2 separate regions of the Homo sapiens genome follow, and region 1 is linked to region 2. Evidence: read pairs that join two places in POLR2A ChIA-PET (ENCODE). Cell type or tissue: Caco-2. All regions are shown on one strand. Each heading gives the region's core, and the rest is flanking DNA. Links, peaks and the distances in the headings are about the cores only. Region 1 overlaps LZIC (leucine zipper and CTNNBIP1 domain containing). Region 2 has its middle 15 kb from the start of KIF1B.

Region 1 (4,391 bases), core at 325-4,324, 260 kb before region 2:
TGAAATTCTTAGATGAGATAGGCTACACATGCATACAAGCAATGCTGCTAATTAATTCTCAATGTGATTTTAAGTTAGAGCTCCAGAAGTAAATGGTAAAACATTAAAGGTGGAGTCCAGGTAGAAGTGGTCAGTGGCAATTTAAACTGCCGTATATTGTTTAAAGCTCTACATTCATTATCAACTATAATTGCTCAAAGTACTAATTTTGTCAGAAAATTGTTAGTTGTGGCTCTAAAATCACCTGGCAAATTTTTAAGCCATAGGATATCATAATGAATTGGCCTAGGAAATGAAAAACACACAGCAACCAAATCAATTTAAAGAAATTTTACCTCTGCTAACCTTGTCCGAAGCTGACCTGGTTGTTTCTTTGCAAACAATCTGATGACCTCTGGGGTTTTAAAGGCCTGGCTGATAGCTGCCTGAATAGCCTAGAAACACAAGAAGGCAAAAACTAACCAAAATAGTCCAACAAATCAGATATTGCAATAACTGATTGACGGATCCTTAATTTTTATCAAGGTTTACTGGTTCCTGTCATGGAAGCAATTACACAACTAAATGAAGATCTGGAAGGATATGTTGTGTATGCATAAACAGACACTCATCTAGAAGTTACACCTTGGGAGGCCAAGGCAGGAGGATTGCTTGAGCCCATGAGTTTGAGACCAGCCTTGGAAATGTAGCAAGACCCCATCTCTAAAAAAAAAAAACTAAAGGCCAGGCACAGTGGCTCACGCTTGTAATCCCAGCACTTTGGGAGGCCGAGGCAGACAGATACCTGAGGTTGGGAGTTCAAGACCAGCCTGACCAACATGGAGAAACCCCGTCTCTACTAAAAATACAAAATTAGCTGGGTATGGTGGCACATGCCTGTAATCCCAGCTCCTCAGGAGGCTGAGTAAGGAGAATCGCTTGAACCTGGGAGGCGGAGGTTGCAGTGAGCCAAGACTGCCCCACTGCACTCCAGCCTGGGCGACAGAGTAAGAATGCATCTCAAACAAAAACAAGAACAAACAAAAAAACAAAGTCTGTCCTCTGTCGCCTATATGTTATACTTACCAGCTGCATTCCACTTAGTTCATCTACCAAAGTCATATTTCCAGACATAATTTTCTTTAGTGAATCATTAAATTCACTTAGTTGCTCCAGAGTTTCCTTTTTGGTTTCTTCATATTCATCTGTATCAAGTTCCTCTCTGAAATAGGTGAACATCATGATATGGAAAAATGAAGAGTTCCAAGTGAAAAATGCAATCTTAATACTTGTACATTAGAGAAAGACTGAAGGGAAATATCAAAATGCTGATGGTGAATGTGTTCACATAGTAGTAGTGAGGGCATTTTCCTGCAATATAGTTACTTTGGTAAACATTTTTCTTTTACCAAAATGAGGATACTTAAGAAACCACATAATAAAGCAGGGTGCCGTAGCTCACACCTGTAATCCCAGCACTTTGGAAGGCTGAGATGGGCAGATCACCTGAGGTCAGGAGTTCGAGGCCAGCCTAGCCAACATGGTAAAACCCCGTCTCTACTAAAAATACAAAATTAGCCGGGCATGGTGGTGCATGCCTGTAATCCCAGCTACTCGGGAGGCTGAGGCAGGAGAATCGCTTGAACTTGGGAAGCAGAAGTTGCAGTGGGCTGAGATCTCGCCACTGCACTCCAGCCTGGGCAATACAGCAAGACTCTGTCTCAAAAAAAAAAAAAAAAGCTGCAATGAACTGTTGTGGTCCTTTGTGCAGGTAAGGCTGAAACTACATGCCAGAAGTTCAAGTAGTACCTTCTTAGCCTGACAGCAGGTAGGACTGATTTAAATACTAAAGACAAAGTAGGTGTTATTTCTACTTCAAGGAAGGTAAGTATTTTGCTCAAGTTCACATGCACTTAGTAGTTAACTGAATGACTTTCATTTCCCAGCCTTTATGACTCCAAAGCCTGCAATAAGTTTACTTCTCTAATAGACAAAGCACTGCAAAGAACACTACAGGGGAATGCAGAATCATCACACATGGGCCTGCATCCACGGAGCTAGCTGCAGAAAAAACGCCAGTTTCCAGCATAACAACATACAATTAAACTCTTACCTGCATTCCTCCAGATCTTGTAATTGTTGCATGAGTCTATCCAACTGTTCTTCTAAATTCTGCTTTAATTTGCTTGTCTCTGTCTTTCCTCTGGAAGCCATTTTAATCTCTATGTGAAACAATAAACCCACATACCATATGAAATTAACATACCAGTGCAATTTTTTTAAGTTTTATTTTTTGTAGAGACAGAGTCTCACTATGTTGCCCAGGCTGGTCTCGGAACATCTGGCCTAAAGTGACCCTCCCATCTTGGACTACCAAAGAGGTGGGATTATAGGCATAAGCCACCACACCCAGTCCCTAGTGCAATTAAAAATATGCAGCTGCGGCCAGGCGCCGGTGGCTCAGGCCTGTAATCCCAGCACTTTGGGAGGCCGAGGCGGGTGGATCACAAGGTCAGGAGATCAAGACCATCCTGGCTAACATGGTGAAACCCCATCTCTACTAAAAATACAAAAAAGGCCGGATGTGGTGGCTCACGCCTGTAACCCCAGCACTTTTGGAAGCCGAGGTGGGTGGATCACCTGAGGTCAGGAGTTCAAGACCAGCCTGAGCAACATGGGGGAAACCCCATCTCTAAAGAGAAAAAAAGGCCAGGCACGGTGCTCACGCCTGTAATCCCAGCACTTTGGGAGGCTGAGGTGGGCGGATCATGAAGTCAGGAGATTGAGACCATCCCGGCTAACACGGTGAAACCCCGTCTCTCCTAAAAATATAAAAAATTAGGCAGGCGTGGTGGCAGGCGCCTGTAGTCCCAGCTACTTGGGAGGCTGAGGCAGGAGAATGGTGTGAACGCGGGAGGCAGAGCTTGCAGTGAGCCGAGATCACGCCACTGCACTCCTGCCTGGGCGACAGAGCAAGACTCAGGCTCAAAAAAAAAAAAAGAAAAAAAAATTACCTGTAGTCCCAGCTATTTGGGAGGCTGAGGCAGCAGGCTTGCTTGAACCTGGGAGGCAGAGGTTGCAGTGAGCTGAGATCACGCCACTGCACTCCAGCTTGGGCAACAGAGTGAGACTACATTTCAGAAAAAAAAAAAGGCAGCTGGGTGCAGTGGCTCACGCATGTCTGTAATCTCAACACTTTGGGAGCCTGAGGTGGGAGGATTGCTTGAGCCCAGGAGTTCGAGACCAGCCTGGCCAATATAGTGAGACTTCATCTCTACAAAGAATAGACAATCTTAGCTAGGCATGGTGGCGGATGCCTCTAGTCCCACCTACTCAGGAGGCTTAGGTGAGAGGACTGCTTGAGCCCAGGAATTTGAGGTTGCAGTGAGCCATGATCTTGCCACTCCACTCTGGCCTGGTTGACAGAGCGAGACCCTGACTCAAAAAAAAAAAAAAAAAAAAAAAAGCTACAGGTATATGAAAGATAGTTAAACAAAGAAAATCTTAATTTAGATATAAAAGTTTAAACTCATATAGTAATAACACCCCACAAAAATACCTGAAAGTCCTCTTTATGTGACTTGACATATTAATTAGAAGTCTTCATTATTGGTCTATCTTACTCTAAACAAATTTGGTAAATGGAAATATATATATATATGTAGATCAAATGTGACTTTGCTTTATAAAATGAATCATTATAGCCCCAAACACTCCAGATATTATCTTATTGGTCTTATGTATATTGACCTAATTACTTGTGAGCATGAACTTTTTTTTGAGATAGGGTCTCACTCTGTTGCCTAGGCTGAAGCACAGTGGCACAATCATAGCTCACTATAGCCTCAACCTCTCGAGCTCAAGCCATCTTCCCACCTCTGCCTCCTGAGTAGCTGCAAACACAGGCACACACCACCACACCTGGCTAATTTATTTTTTTGTAGAGATGGGGTCTCCCATGTTGCCCAAGCTGGTCTTGAACTGGGCTCAAGAGATCCTCCCACCTCAGCCTCCCAAAATGCTGGGATTATAGGTGTAAGCCCACAAGCCCAGCTGATGAACATCTTTTAATATGAATTTCTTCTTTGGAAATGTGACCATCTTTCTGCTGGGTTATCTTTCTCTTACTGATTTATAACATGGATACAAAGCCTTTGGCTTTTTTGAGACAGGGTCTTGCTCTGTCACCCAGGCTGGAGTGCAGTGGCATGATCATGGCTCATGCAGCTTTGACCTCCTAAGATCAAGCAATGAAGCCTTTGTAATTGCAAATATTATTTCGTCTCCTGACTAAATTTTATGTTTTTTTGTCATGGCAAATTATTATTTTTTAATAGACAAATCTATCTTCTCCTTTAAATCTTCTTCGTTTTGTGACCCATGAAGGCAGGCCCTAACCATCTCAAGATTTA
Region 2 (4,391 bases), core at 229-4,228:
GCTAGTCTCCAACTCCTGGACTCAAGTGATTTTCCCGCCTTGGCCTCCCAAAGTGCTGGGTTTACAGGTGTGAGCCACCACTCCTGGCCTTACATTTGTTTTAATCAGCTGGTCCTTAGGGAATGGAGAGAAGGGGGACACTTTGCGTCAGCCTATCTATTGATGTCAGCCATCTCTCCGCTCCTGTCAACACAGTCAGACATCTGTGCCTCCCTGGAACTCCTCCTGCACCCTGGGTTGCTTTTGACAGGTGCAGGATTATAGGGTGATGGGGGCAGGCAGAAGACACGTCCGCCTCTCCCAGCTTCCCTTCCGCCCAGAGCTGCACCCATTCTTTTCCAAGCTGCCACCACCTCCTCTCCCAGAACCCAAATGCCTCTTTCTCCTCAGGATCTCTCAGTCTCTATGTGGTTTCTCAGTTCCATCTGCTTCCTTCTCTGTTCTGGCCTCTCCACTTCAGTGGTGTAGATTACAACTCCATCTGGCCGGGCTTAGAGGCTCATGCCTATAATCCCCACCACTTTGGGAGGCTGAGGTGGGTAGATCACTTGAGGTCAGGAGTTCGACACCAGCCTGCCCAACATGGTGAAACCCCATCTCTACTAAAAATACAAAAATTAGCCAGGCATGGTGGCACGCGCCTGTAATCCCAGCTACCTAGGAGGCTGAGGCAGGAGAATCACTTGAACCCGGGAGGCAGAGGTTGCAGTGAGCCAAGATGACGCCACTGCACTATAGCTTGGGTGACAGAGTGAGACTCCATCTCAAAACAAACAAACAAACAAACACCCTCCATCTAATAATCCCGAGAACCTTGTGGTAGATACTCACTCTACAGATGAAGAAACCAAAATTCAGAGAGGTTATGTTACTTGCCTGTGACCACACAGCCTCTCATTGAAATCACTGCAGCTCAGCCTTTTCTCCCTGCCCCCAAATGCTATAAGCCACTCTTGGGAGAATAAAGAAACACCAGCGAGAGCTTTGCTTCCGTCTTTCCAACCCCTGTGGGATACCAGGATGAATAAAGAAACTGTAGTGTTGCCGATTTCCAGCAGGCAGTCTCTAAATCTTCCGTCCTTCTGTATCGCGTATTGCTTTTTATGATGGTTTAAATTATTTATGCTGTTTTGTTGAAAGCTAAGCACGTTGGAGAAATGGCCAGTAATGGAAAAGTAAAAAGGGGGCAGGCAGACTGTATTGTGGTCGAACGTGGTATCTCCAACCTTGCGAGACCTCGAAAGTCTGTTGGTGTAGAGAGAGAGAGAGAGAGAGTGTGTGTGTGTGTGTGTGTGTGTGAGAGAGAGAGAGAGAGAGAGAGAAAAGGAAAGAGAGAGAGAGCTGGTTGATGCTCAGGGCTTATCTGGTCACTAGGTCTCTGGTCTCTGTTCCCTGCACTGATGGGTTTGCAGCCTCTTTGGAGATTATTTCTCTACCTTTCAGTCTTTTTGTAAAATGAGCATGTTACCTGTCAATATCACAGGTGTAGAAAGAAATTGCTGATGTCATCGCTTTTTTAAAAACTTTGAGCTCTTGTAAGGAAATGCCTGCTATAAATAAGCAGGGTTAATTTTTAGTTACAAACACAGTCAATTGTTTATATAAATATTATAGATCTAAATGCTTGGGCTGGGCACAGTGGCTCACGCCTGTAATCCCAGCACTTTGGGAGGCTGAGGCAGGCAGATCACTTCAGGTCAGGAATTCAAGACCAGCCTGGCCAACATGGTGAAACCCCATCTTTACTAAAAATACAAAAATTAGCCAGGCGTGGTTGTACTGCCTGTCATCCCAGCTACTCGGGAGGCTGAGGCAGGAGAATCGCTTGAACCTGGGAGTCGGAGGTTGCAGTGAGCCAAGATCGCACCACTGCACTCCAGCCTGGGTGACAGAGGAAGACTCCATCTCAAAAAAAAATTAAATTAAAAATAAATAAATGCCTAGCTTCTTCCTTAGAGTTGCCTTGTCTTAGAGGGCTGTGTTTCACTGTCTTTGCTTACAATCTAGGGAGGCCTTCAGTGATGCAAAAACGTTTTTCTTTTTATTTGAAAGAGAGTCTCACTCTGTCGCCCAGGCTGGTCTCGAACTCCTGACCTCAAGTGATCCACCCACCTCAGCCTCCCAAAGTGCTGGGATTACAAGTGTGAGTCACAGCGCCCTGCCAGGGTTTTTTTGTTGTTGTTATTTTGAGACAGGGTCTCTGTTGCCCAGGCTGGAGTGCAGTGGCACAATCATGGCTCACTGCAGCCTCAACCTACTGGCCTCAAGCGATTCTCCCACCACGCCGGCTAATTTTTAAATTGTTTGTAGAGACAGGTTCTCCCTATGTTGCCCAGGCGGGTCTCAAACACCTGGGATCAAGCAAGCCCCCTGCCTTGCCTTCCCAAAGTGTTAGGATTACACATGTGAGCCACCATGCCTGACACATTTCTCTTTACCATGGGCTAGAGTGCAGCGGTGCCATCATGGCTCATTACAGCCTGGACCTCCCAGGATCAGACAATTCTCGCGCCTCAGCCTCCTGAGTAAATGGGACTACAGGACTACAGGTGCACTTCACTATGCCTGGCTAATTTTCTTTTCTTTCTTTCTTTTTTTTTTTTTTTTTGAGACGAAGTCTCACTCTGTCACCAGGATGGAATGCAGTGGCGCAATCTGGACTCACTGCAACCTCCACCTCCAGGTTCAAGTGATTTTCCTGCTTCAGCCTCCCAAGAAGCAGCTGGGACTACAGGTGCATACCACCACGCCCAGCTAATTTTTTTTGCATTTTTAGTAGAGACAGGGTTTCACTATGTTGGCCAGGATGGTCTCGATCTCTTGACCTCGTGATCTGACTGTCTTGGCCTCCCAAAGTGCTGGGATTACAGGCGTGAGCTACCATGCCCGGCCATGCCTGACTAATTTTTTAAATTATTTTCGTAGACACAGGGTCTCCCTATGTTGCCCAGGCTGGTCTCGAACTCCTGGACTCCAAGTGATTTGCCTAACTCAGCCTCCAAAGTGCTGGGATTACAGGCATGAACGACTGTGCCCAGCACCAGTTGATTTCTTTAGGATGATTGAGAAATCCTGTGGCAGCCAAAGGAGCCTCATCTGCAGGTCTCTCCATGCCTATTGCTTTGTGTCCGATAAATCTAGGGTGCAAACAATATTTCACCTAGAGCATTGCAGGCTGGCCTGATGTTATGACCGTTTATCTCAAATTTTTGTGGCCGGGTGCAGTGGCTCACGCCTGTAATCCCAGCACTTTGGAAGGCCGAGGCAGGTGAATCACCTGAAGTCAGGAGTTCGAGACCAGCCTGGCCAACATGGTGGAACCCCATCTCTGCTAAAAATACAAAAATTAGCTGGGTGAGGTGGCACATGCCTGTAATCCCAGCTACTTGGAGGCTGAGGCAGGAGAATCACTTGAACCTGAGAGGCGAAGGTTGCAGTGAGTGGAGATCATGCCATTGCACTCCAGCCTGGGAAACAAGAGCGAAACTCTATCTCAAAAAAAAAAAAAGGGTGCATATCCATTTAAATGGCAAAAAAAGGGGTGGAGGGAGATGAGATGAATCAAATTGGTGGATTAGGAGCCAGGCACTGATGAAAATAAGATACTTCTAGTAAAAACTGGACGATTTAATGTGTGTGCAGAGTTGGAACTGAGAGTCCATTCCTGCAGAGAAAAATATGGGCTCATTATAGACCAGGATTCAATTCAAACCCCAAATCCCAACTTTCCTATTAATTGACTTGCTTGGGAACTCAGACAGTCAGGAAGGTAGCAAGTGAGGGGAATAAAAATCAAGTTTCTTAGTTCTTACCAATTTTCCTTTTGACCAAATCAAGGACAGAGTTCCAGTTGAAGGGGAAAAAAGGAAACAAATCTTTAAAAAAAAGATAAGCAATTTCTGTTTCTCTTTGCCAGGAGTGGACTAAGAGCCTAAAATTGCTGCCAAGTAACCTCTTTAGCCATAAATATCTCATCTTTTTTCTTTTTACAAACTGTATCCTTTTGTTCAAGCGCACTCATTCTTGGCCATTCTTGGCGGGGATGCAGGTATGACCTAATTTTGATGTAAAGTGTGTGGGAGAATTAACTTTTAAAGTAACACATCTGAAGCTGGGATGTTTGCAGCAGAGAGGATGAATGTGGTTGAATCAGCCACTTAGAATGTTACCTCGCTATTGATAGAATTTCAGATTTTTTCCTCCTCCTTTCTTTATTTTTGTTAGTTAATACTTAGTCAATCTCTGTTTGTTTCACATATTCTTTTTTTTTTTTGAGACAGAGTTATGCTCTTGTCACCCAGGCTGGAGTGCACTGGCTCAATCTCGGCTCACTGCAACCTCTGCCTCAAGGGTTCAAGTGATTCTCCTGCCTCAGCCTCCTAAGTAGCTGG

Evidence for each region. ChIA-PET counts read pairs that join two places held together with the same protein. Peaks named below come from ENCODE experiments on the same cell type or tissue, not always from the same donor. Only the 100,000 strongest peaks of a DNase experiment are listed, where the experiment ranks them.
Region 1: POLR2A ChIA-PET joins it to region 2 with 8 read pairs; 5 of 35 experiments call an interaction of 5 or more read pairs at or near these places.

The regions. Positions count from the first base shown.
Region 1 is chr1:9,934,427-9,938,817 of GRCh38, forward strand. It overlaps LZIC (leucine zipper and CTNNBIP1 domain containing), which reads right to left. Exons shown (of 8, transcript NM_032368.5): 3 at 2,093-2,201; 4 at 1,066-1,201; 5 at 336-434. The coding sequence starts at 2,193. Among named protein-coding and RNA genes, the nearest start is that of LZIC, 6.8 kb to the right of the region's middle. In Caco-2, for the core only: no CTCF peak of the experiment used is centred there; no DNase peak of the experiment used is centred there.
Region 2 is chr1:10,193,176-10,197,566 of GRCh38, forward strand. No RefSeq gene overlaps it. Among named protein-coding and RNA genes, the nearest start is that of KIF1B, 15 kb to the right of the region's middle. In Caco-2, for the core only: no CTCF peak of the experiment used is centred there; a DNase peak (open chromatin) is centred at 2,666.